Regions from separate parts of the Homo sapiens genome. Here region 2 is linked to region 1. A link is an interaction called in ENCODE POLR2A ChIA-PET data of the cell type or tissue named here. Cell type or tissue: CD4-positive, alpha-beta T cell. All regions are shown on one strand. Each heading gives the region's core, and the rest is flanking DNA. Links, peaks and the distances in the headings are about the cores only.

Region 1 (5,386 bases), core at 207-5,206:
GCAAGCAAACAAACTTTTTAAAAAAAGCAATTATCTTCAGAGAAGATCAAAAGTTATGCAGGATAGGAAAAGTAATCTTAATTTTCTACATGGCTCAGCTGCTGTAAATGGTATTTACAGGCACACCTCGGAGATATGTTGCAGGTTCTGTTCCTGACCACTGCAATAAAGCAAGTATTACAGTAAAGCAAATCACACGAATTTCTGGTTTCCCAGTGCATATAAAAGTCATGTTTATACTATAAGGTAGCCTATTTAGTGTGTGATACTGTTATGTCTAAAAAAACCTAACGGACATACCTTAATTTAGAAATACTTTGTTGCTAAATAATGCTAACAATCATCTGAACCTTTGCCTTCACAACATAAGGCCTAACATTTGGCTTATCTTTGCTTTCACAATGCCTTCCTCACTAAGCTTAATCATTTCTAGTTTCCAATTTTAAATGAAAGACATGTGACACTTCCTTTCACTTAAACACTTACAGGCCATTGTAGGGACATTAATTGGCCTAATTTCAGTATTATTGTGTCTCAGGAATAGGGAGACCTAACGTGAGAGAGAAATGGAGGAACGTCCAGTTGGTGGAGTGGTCAGAACACACGGTCAGAACACCAACACAGAGTTGGTGGAGCGGTCAGAACTGAATTATCAATTAAGTTCACCGTCATATGGGTGCGGTTCATGGCACCCCAAAACAATCACAATAGTAACATCAAAGATCACCATAACCAACATAATAATAATGAAAAAGCTTGAAATGTTGCAAAAGTTACCAAAATGTGACACAGAGACATGAAGTGAGCAAAGGCTATTGAAAAAATGGTGCCAATAGACTTGCTCGATGCAAAAATGCCACAAATCCTCAATTTGTAAAAGATGCAGGATCCACAAAGAGAGATGCACAATAAAATAAAGTATACCTGTGCATATTCCAATATTGTAAACACTGAATATTGATTTAAACAAAACTATAACCAATTTGGATAGAGGAGGAAGAGAGGAAGCATACTTCTGGAACATGCAGTGGGGAAGAAGAAAGCTAAATCTTCACCTTTTATGGTTGGGAGTCAGTAGATTATGCCTGAAACTGAAAAATCAAGAAGTACCAATCCAAGCATGTTATTTAGAGAACTGAGGTAAATGCCTAAAGAATGAGCACAGGTGAAAGTGCTTGCCTCTGAAGAGGAAGAAAGGGAGAGTGTGGGACTGCCGATTTTCGTAAGTTTTGAAAAACTGACTCTTTGAAAACTAGGTACATGATAACCTTGAATAAATTTCATAAATATAAATATGTTTCTATCTCTTCTATATCACTTCACTCACCAGTATTGAGTTTTCAGAGTAACTACTGTATATTAGTATCTAAAAGTTAATTTTCTGTCTTAAAGGCATTAATATGGATGCTAGACTAAATATACAGAAATTCCACTTTTCATAATAATAGCTACCATTACTATGGTCCCAGTATTGTACTAAGCACTTATATTATCTCCAGTCCCCAGAGCAACCATGCAAAGTAGGTACTGTTTCCATTTTACAGATAAGAAATTGATGCTCAAAGAGATTAAATAATTTGCTAGTATGTAGCAGAACTCTCTGATCTCAAAGCCTCTGTTCTTCCTTCCTCCTGGATCCCATCACCTCTTTCTAGAGTTTGCGTTTAAAAGAACTAGGGGCAGGGGGAGGGCAATGTAGCAGTTCAAATAACTCCTCCTTTGGAGGAAGGGCAAGGAAGCAGAAGAGAACCGCTGAAGGATTCAGCAATAGCACTAGGTAGCAGTCTCATGTAACCAAGTTTAACCCACAGTTGAAATTTCCAGTTGGTCATGTGAGCAACGGAAGCAATTTTTAAACTCTGGCCAGGAGCCCCAATGCTTACAAAAATAAAAGCTTTGTTCGGCTCTTATTTTGAAATAAAATAGATGTTCCAGCTGCTCCAACATGGGCCTAAACACTGCAGTGAGAATGCTCAGGACACAAAGTTTTGTGTCCAGAGAAGCCCAGTCATCATTACAAAATTGATCTCTAAAAGGGGTTGGGGGACAGACGGCATAGCTGCTTCCCAAGGAAATGAGTAGGAGGTGACCTGGGTCCTGACTGCCACACTGGCTGGGAGCTTGGACCAGATGATCCTGATGGGTTTCTTCTGAATAAAATTCCGGGTTGTGTTTATCTTGCAGTTTAAATCACTGGGAGCTTCGAGAGTTCTTTGGCTCCTTCCCTTTCTGGAATTATTGTGTGATATAATCAAGACATTTACCTGGCTCTTTAAATCAGTTGGTTTGCCGGCTACAGTGTAGGTAAAGAGTATGTCATAATGGACAATAAAAAGTTGTTTACATACCTCATTTCTGAAAAGTCATGGGCCACTGGCAAGTTAGGAAACGAAAGTGAAATCAGCTGATAGTGACATCAGTCAGAACAAATGTACCAAAGTTCAGAGAGCTGTTTACTAGGCACGACTGCGAAGGCAAGGGGGCACCAGCTCAGGACTGCATCTGCCTGCCATTTCCCTTCCACTCCTCCTTTCTGGAGTCTGACATTAGAAAGCCAGCGAGAAGGAAGATTCAAACAACCAACCCTGATTTCCTGCTTCTCCTTTTCATGAGTGTTCCTGTGGTCTCTGCACCTCCTTTCTGTAAGTACCGATCCTGCAAGCATCACAGCTTACCCAGACGTCTACTACCTTGTAAGACAATTTTGTTTTCTTCTCAGATATTTCATGTTCTGGCAATCCACATAGGGGAACTCACTGGTTGTTCAGTATCTGTGACCCTCCCTCGCTCATGTCTGTATAATCTACATAATCTACCCCCTTTACTCTCTGCTCTCCTTCCTTCCACTCTTCGGCATCAACATGTGTAGCTCTGGCCTCAAAGATGATGAAAGTAAGGCCAGTATAACTGGTTAGAAACGATGCAGGGCTGACTGCACACAGCAGAGTCTTGCACGCAGTGTGTACAAGGACATGGCTGTGGCTTGTGCAATACACTGTTCATCAGAAATAGGTAAACAAAAGCAGGTCACCGACCAACACTAACTAAACCACTATTCAATGGTAGTTACGAACACATCATAAAACTTTAAAATACACACTGAAGATTAATATCAACAGAAAAACTTGTGTTCTTGCCTCAAAGAATGGGACCTAAGAGATGTTTAGATCTTATGTTAGTCATTAGACCAGATTGCTCCTCATGCCCCAGTGGAAATCCATGGTGGTATTTTAGTTCTCTTGATGCATATTTTAAGAGATTTTTTTTAATGTGGGCTTAGTTTCACTAATAACTTCCACTATGCTTCTTCGCCTATAAAATCAAAGGCTCCTTTGAAAGAGGGAAAAGACACATATTTCCTTCTTCCCTCATGATAACTGAAGAGCATTTTTCAGTATCCACTTACCATACCCCATTCCCCAAAATCTCAGGTCTGAGACTCAGTCCATGAGATATTTTTTCAATCTTGCACATATTCCCCTTTCTCAACTTTCTTTCCAGCTTAGTCCCTGCTTTATCTAATTACTAAGGCTGTTTTGAATGCCTGTTTTATAAATTTCTTTTTTTTTCATAAATGTAGCACATAATTCTAAAAATATTTTACTGCAAATAGAGAACAATTGCCTGTAATGTCACCACCCAGAGCTACCACAGCTAACATTAACATTTTCAAATACTTCTTTAGTCTCTTTCTCCTATGCCTCTTTATATGGATGTAGTCACACTATGTAGAGTGATTTTATACCTGCTTTTTCTAAAAGATGCATAGTATTTTATCCTTGATACATCATAGTTTACTTCTGATATTGGACTTTCAAGCTGCTTCCCATTTTGTGCCAAAAGTAATGCTGTGCTGAACATTCCTATGTATAAATTATTGACTGGATTTCTGATTGCTGTCTTAGGATAGATTTATAAAAGTGGGCCAAAGAGATATGACTATTTTTAGGGTTTTTAATGTTTATTGCCAATCTGCCTCCCTGAAAGTTTGTACAAATGTTCACATCCACCATCATTGTGTGAGAATGCCAGTTTAACCATATTTTTGGTATCATCAAGTGTTTTTACCTACAGTGTTGATAGGGAAACTCTGGTTTTTTACTTGGCGTATCTTTAATTACATTAGAAAAGTTACAGAATTTTTTTTCATGTTAGTTAACTACTTTGCATTCTTTGTGAATTATCTCTTCATATTTGTCCATTTTTAATGAGGTGTAATGTTTTTTGACAGTTTGCGTAAACATTTTAAACATTAAGTACATTAATCATTTCATAGTTGTGGTAGATATTTTCCATGCTCATTGACTTTTAATTATATTTATGTTGTTTTTGGTGAATAGAAATCTTTATTTTAGAATAGTTAAACCTGTGCAATTCTTTATTTGTAGTTTCCATTTGCTCTTAAGTTCCAAATTTTATTTTTCACTCATAAATCAAATATATCCTTTTTTCCAGATCATTGATTTTTTTATCTGGTTTTACCTTTCACTCTTGGATCCATGTGAAATTTATTTGGGTATGTGGAGTGAGATGAGGACCTAAAATAGTTTTGTTTCTCTTTTCTAGTTAGCTGATCAATTGCTTCAGTATTAGTTAATGAAGAACCCTTTCAGGACTCAAAACAAATATCTCTTCTGAAGAGAGGCTTTCCCTGACCCTATAATCTAGTCATCACTTCCTCCTGCCAGTTTCTCTCTCTCACTCACCCTGTTTATTTCTTTCCCAAACCTTTTCAAAAATTATAATTACCTTTTAAAAAATACATTTGGTGTTTGCCTTCCCAACTAGAGTACAAGCTCAATGAGAGCAGGCACCTGGTTTGTCCTGTGTGGCACTGATTCCCCAGGGCCTCTGATTCAGGGAGTCATCCAAAATGTGTCACTAACAGAGTTACAAGATGAAATGCTGACCCCACGAGTCGAAGTGGGTGGCAAATTGCCTTTGTAATTGCGGAAGAGAGGGCTGGTGCGGGAAAACTAACCATTGACAGCCAAAGGCAGTCACCAGTTTCTGGTACTACTGATTCTCAAACTCTGAATCTTGTGAATCTTGGCCGCCCACAAACTGGACCGTGGAGTCCTGCCAACAGAAACCAAATGAGATTAGCTGGACGTGGTGGCAGGAGGCTGAGGCAGGTGAATTTCTTGAACCCGGGAGGCAGAGATTGCAGTGAGCCAAGATGGTGCCACTGCATTCCACCCTGGGTGACAGAGCAAGACTGTCTCAAACAAACAAACAAATTAAGATGGCTCATTTGTAGACATTTTCTCATTTTTAAGGATTTTCTTCTCCCTCTAAACTTTTTGTAATCTTTGTTCCCACTTGGATTATCTGCTAGTGAGAGCTAATAGTCAACAAAACAATTGCACAAATAGCAAGTTAATAT
Region 2 (5,386 bases), core at 81-5,080, 480 kb before region 1:
GGGGAAATAAAGGTTTTCTTTTATAGGAAGGACTGCTTTGCCAGTTCATGTGTATGTGTTTATGGTGGTACAAAATATAAGTTACCATCTTAATTGCCAATTTATGCTTACTATCAAGTTACATGATCATACATGCCCATTTTGTGGTTAATGCCTGTTGTCCGAATGTAATTATTAATAGCATCTCCTTTTACTTTCAAAAGTGCCCCAGTCTGGATGATAAATTATGTGGTTACCTCACTATAAAAATATTGAGCTGGGTGTGGGGTCACGCACCTGTAGTCTCAACTACTAGGGAAGCGGAGGCAGGAGGATTGCTTGTGCCTAGGCTTGAGATCAGCCTGGACAACATAGTGAGACCCCATTTTAGAAAAATAAAAACGTAAAAATGAAGACGTTAGCTTTCACTACTGTTAAGAATTGAATCTAGAAATGGGCATAACCAGGGTTTTATATTTCCTGTAAGCACAAAAGTTGCTAAATTTCTTTGCATTTATTATAAAAGTAAAAACACTTGTGGCTGCAGATTCATCTGGTTCCAAGCCGTGCTTTCTAGAGATGTTTATGTAAACTTCTCCCATATAAAATGGGCTCTTTCAAGGGACTGGAGTAATTTTTCCCTATTTTGTCTCTAAACTGCTTGACAAGCTAAAAAAGTTTTACCTACTGGGGCGGAGTGTGGTAACGGATAGCATCAATGACAGCATACTGTCCTATCAGAAAAATACTTTCTTATTGTTTGAAAACTAGGGTGGGAAGAATCATGACCCCAGTTAAATAACTAATTAGAATATTGGTCTATGCTGAAATCTCAAATTGCTTTAAGATCTTTCTACTAAGAGTATGCTAGTATTACTCATCTCCTCTTAGGTCTAGTCTTAGAGGTGTCATCCATATACCTCAACAGTAAAGAGTGTTGGTTCTGAAGATGTTAGTTGTTTCTCAGATATTTGATATTATGACACTGTAGGCAGTCATATCCTGACTGATGCTTTCTCCATTTGTGGAAAAGAAGACAGGTGCTGTTGGAGGAAACTGAAATCTAAAGAGACTCTAGATTCCTTGGCCGTGATCATGGTAATTAGTTGGCATCAAGAACTCTACTCAAAACTCAGTTCACTGAGGCTCCACACACAGTTATCACCTGGGCTTTAAAACTTTTTTCTAAAAGGTAGCCTTTCCCTTGACCTATTCTTTGTTTGGAATACTGTGTTTTAAGAAGCTGAGTCAAGAACATCCATGGCAGGTAAACTATAAAAAGGTAATTTAATGCAACTAATTGAGTCTTAAATTATTACTGCTGTTATAACATTGTGGTCTGAATGGCACACTCTAGCATAGCTATACGGGATGACCTTTATTCAGTGCATACTGCATGCCAAGCACAGTTTTAGGCATTTTACGTACACATGTTGTTTTATGTAGGAACTAGAACATGGCTCTGAACTCACTGGAAAGCTATGGTTCAATACTGCGTTTTACTTTGCTGTTTAGTATATCCTGGTCATATTTTTTATTTCATTTGATCAATCATTGATCACTAAGCTGTTTTGCTTAAAGAAACTGCTTTAGTAAAAAGAAGCAAACTATTGATACACCCATCATCATGGATGAACCTCAGCTGCATTTTGCCAAGTGAAAGAAATTGGGCTAAAAAAGCTGTGTATTGTATGATTCCATTTATGTGCCATTTGGGAAAATATAGAACTATCGGGAAATAACAGATTGGTGGGGTAAGAGTAGGCTGCTGGGGGCACAAGGAAATTTTAAGGGGTTGATAGAGCTGTTTTATATCCTGATTGGTTATTACACTACTGTATGCAGTTGTCAAAACTCATAGAACTGTATGCTAAAAAGGGTGACTTTTGCTATATGTAAATTATACCTGAAAAAAGACTTGCTTTATCCAGTGAACTCACCATTGCCTTAATTGGGACCTTACCTTTTGTTCACAAAGGTAATAGACTACATTAGTCAATTAGGAGAATTAAGTGAAGGGTTGAAGGTTTGCTATATGCACCTATCTGTGCCTTTGAAAACTAACCTGGAGGGCATTTGTTATGCTTTCTCAAGGCTTCAGGAGCCATCTGGTTCTGACTTTAGCACCTAAACCATGGTCATTATAGGGAACTGCCTTTTAAAGTCCTTCTTCATGAGAAGTTATGTTTGAGAATCTTGCTAATGTTATAGGTTGAAAGCTCCTCTAATAAAGGTTTTTTTTATTTTTTTATTTTTTTATCCCAGACTATCTCTGCTTATTATCATCAATTTCTTTAGCCTTAATTGGGCCTTCCATCCCCTCCTTTTTCTCTTGTAACAACCTAGTCTAGGAGCGGGTCAACAAGGACCTCCTGGAGTCAGCGCAGATGAATGGTACACTGAGAGGCAAGTGATACTGATTCGGAGCTAGATAACACTCTTGTATAAGAATTGCAAACACTGAAACCACATGTCAGTGCCTAAGACAGGCTTCCTGGCTGATGGGGATGACCTCTCCCCTGTCAAATGACTTATTTATATAATATCTCTGCTCATAAATCATATATGCTTTTGAGATTGCTTTACTTTTAATCTGATGATAGTTAATGCTTTCGGAAGAAGTCAAAACAAGACATACAGAATATTATATAGTAAAAAAATGCCTACTTAAGGGACTGCTTTACTGGCTTTTAGAAGTACCATTATTATGCTAATAAGTCCAGGTTAAAAAGCAGGGCCCACCTCTGACTGGTTCAGACACACTTCTCACAAAGCACCACCGTGAAAACATCTAACGCAGACCTAAGTATCTGAAAGCATCCTGTACTGTAGCGTTCCAGACAGGCGTGTGTTTCATTCTCTGTGGTTGGCATAGTCACTTCCTGTTTGTTTCCTGCTGGCGCACGTCCAAGGAAAAGCCAGGTACCAAACTGAAACACTGGATGTAGTCTGCATCTTGCCAGAGGAAATGGATTGTTTAGTCTGGGTTTAAGCACAGGACGAGGCAGTTTCAAGTTTGGAGTAAGAGTGACACACAAGACACTCATGCAAGACAGACTTGATCCCTGAAGACCTGTGTGCAGCTGCATACATAGCAAGGCACAGAAGTGCTGAGATAAAATTAGAGACTCAGGGAGGAAAGGTCAGCTGGGACTAGCTGTGGGGACGGGGACTGATGAGTTGGTTACCTTTGGCATTTTAGTGTGATATTTTCAGAAGCAGCCAATTCAGGCCTCGCTTCTGTGAGGCAAGTAGTTGCCTATTGGTGTGGTTAAGCTTTCTTTTATAATAATTGATTTATAGAACCCTTTATTTTTTAAACATTATAGGCTATTTTAACTATAAAATTAAACGTAGAATGGATTCTTCTCTCTGCCTTACTCTAAATTAGTGGCTGTTATTTTATCGTGTTATTCAAATCACCCTAGCATATCTTTACATATATAGTATTCAGATCTTAAAGAATTAAAATTAAAAATAGATCATTTATGAAACTCTGAATCTCTAGTTTCAGCTCTTATTGGCCATAAAGGAATACAGAACTCTTATCACAGATTGTCGGTGGGGTTTGAATTGTGACTTACTTGACCAGGAGAGGAAAGTGAGGAATGAATGGGTGGCACCTTATTAAATGAATGAGTTGACTGGAGTTGTTTCCCTTTTTTTTCTAATTCCAAAGAGTATACACTACCGAATTGGGGTTTCTTCTTTCCTTCTCATCCTGTAGCGAATCTTTCTGTCTCTCTGACCATCTCTTCTGGTTTTCTAAAATTCAAAGATTTTGAACACTTTGGAGAAAATCAAAGAACATCTAAAGCCATTTAATTTGAATTGTTTATTTTATTGGCACTAGATGTAAACAGCTTTTTGTTCAAGGCTAAGATTCTTTTAATTCTCCTTTTTTTTTCTTGGTAAGGTCATAGGAGAGCACAGTGTTTAATCAAGGCTTCAACAATAAAAGACTAGATTTAATTTGAAAACCCAGAGAGTTCGAATTTATTCAATTCAGGTTTGCACCTAGGGTTCACTAAATCAGGTCTTGTTCATGGTACAAGGGATATAGCACCTATATGTGAATGAGACACACAAGGTCCTTTTGTGGAGCTTTTAACCTCTTTCTGAAATTTGTCTGTACTGTACCTCTGACAAAGTCCTTAGGGTGTTTTCATATATAGGCTTTATGTTTTAGGATTTTTAAATTAACATTTTGTTCTTTTTTTTTTTTTTTTGAGATGGAGTCTCGCTCTGTTGCCCAGGCTGGAGTGCAGTGGTGCAATCTGGGCTCACTGCAAGCTCCACCTCCCAGGTTCACGCCATTCTCCCACCTCAGCCTCCCAAGTAGCTGGGACTACAGGTACCCGCCACCACGCCCGGCTAATTTTGTTTTTGTATTTTTATTAGAGACGGGGTTTCACTGTGTTAGCCAGGATGGCCTCGATCTCCTGACCTCGTGATTGCCTGCCTCGGCCTCCCAAAGTGCTGGGATTATGGGCATGAGCCACCACACCCAGCCTAACATTTTATTCCTTATAGCCTTTAGTTATATGTAAAAAGTAGATTCACATAATAAATACAGCTGTAATTACTTAGTGGATCATATTACTGAATAATTTCTGGACCCTAGCAGCCAAACCATAAAAGTGTTACTTACAGTTGAATAAACATTTACTAAATCTTGCAGTGGGTAAAGCACTGTGTTGTAACAGCATGGGTGATACAGAAATGGATCAAACATTGTTCCTGCTCTCAAGGAATTTATAATCCTGGTGGGAAAAGTGAGCATTTGCACAAGCACCTCTACCAGGAGGTGCTTTAGTAGATGTACAGTGTACATAACAGTTTGTCTTTGGTTCCTGTTCCTGCTATGGTGACTTAGGGGAGGGGGTTGGTAGGTGCAAATTTGACTTCCTGAAGTTATTCCTCTATGCAGAAAATAAAGTTGTTTGACTTTCTCCCCAATTTTGGCCTTGAGCTACTTCCTGGACTTATTACCCCAAACTTTCATTATTTCTTCCTTAAAATATCCCATTATTTAAATTGACTGCAGTTAGCTCCTAGGTGCTTCTACATGAAGATTCGATACTTAAAGGCAGACTTTAAGTATTTAACACAGACTTAAAGACTTTAACACAGACTTAAAGACTTCAACACAGACTTAAAGGCAATGGTGGACCCTTAAAGACAAGGGTAGCTGTGAAGGGAAACACCACTGAGTTCTCACCCTGCACCTGCTCCTCTCCACCCTACTGTAGAACACAGTGCCTTGCCCATTGCAAGAATTTAGTGAATGTTTGTTCAACTGTAAGTAACACTATTATGGTTTGGCTGCTAGGGTCCAGAAATTATTTAGTAATATGGTCCACTAAGTAATGACAACTGTATTTAACTCCACACCACTGTGGAGAGG

What was found. Peaks named below come from ENCODE experiments on the same cell type or tissue, not always from the same donor. Only the 100,000 strongest peaks of a DNase experiment are listed, where the experiment ranks them.
Region 2: POLR2A ChIA-PET joins it to region 1 with 10 read pairs; 2 of 35 experiments call an interaction of 5 or more read pairs at or near these places.

The regions. Positions count from the first base shown.
Region 1 is chr7:135,145,629-135,151,014 of GRCh38, forward strand. TMEM140 (transmembrane protein 140) reads left to right here and starts at 2,444. Exons shown (of 2, transcript NM_018295.5): 1 at 2,444-2,642. It also overlaps a transcript of CYREN not described here. RefSeq lists an enhancer at 2,223-2,722. In CD4-positive, alpha-beta T cell, for the core only: no CTCF peak of the experiment used is centred there; DNase peaks (open chromatin) are centred at 1,823 and 2,523; H3K4me3 peaks cover 2,916 bases; H3K27ac peaks cover 3,502 bases.
Region 2 is chr7:134,667,172-134,672,557 of GRCh38, forward strand. The region is part of intron 2 of BPGM (bisphosphoglycerate mutase); the gene reads left to right. The region is part of intron 1 of LOC124901750 (a long non-coding RNA gene); the gene reads right to left. Among named protein-coding and RNA genes, the nearest start is that of BPGM, 23 kb to the left of the region's middle. In CD4-positive, alpha-beta T cell, for the core only: no CTCF peak of the experiment used is centred there; DNase peaks (open chromatin) are centred at 2,420 and 2,870; H3K4me3 peaks cover 1,007 bases; H3K27ac peaks cover 1,723 bases.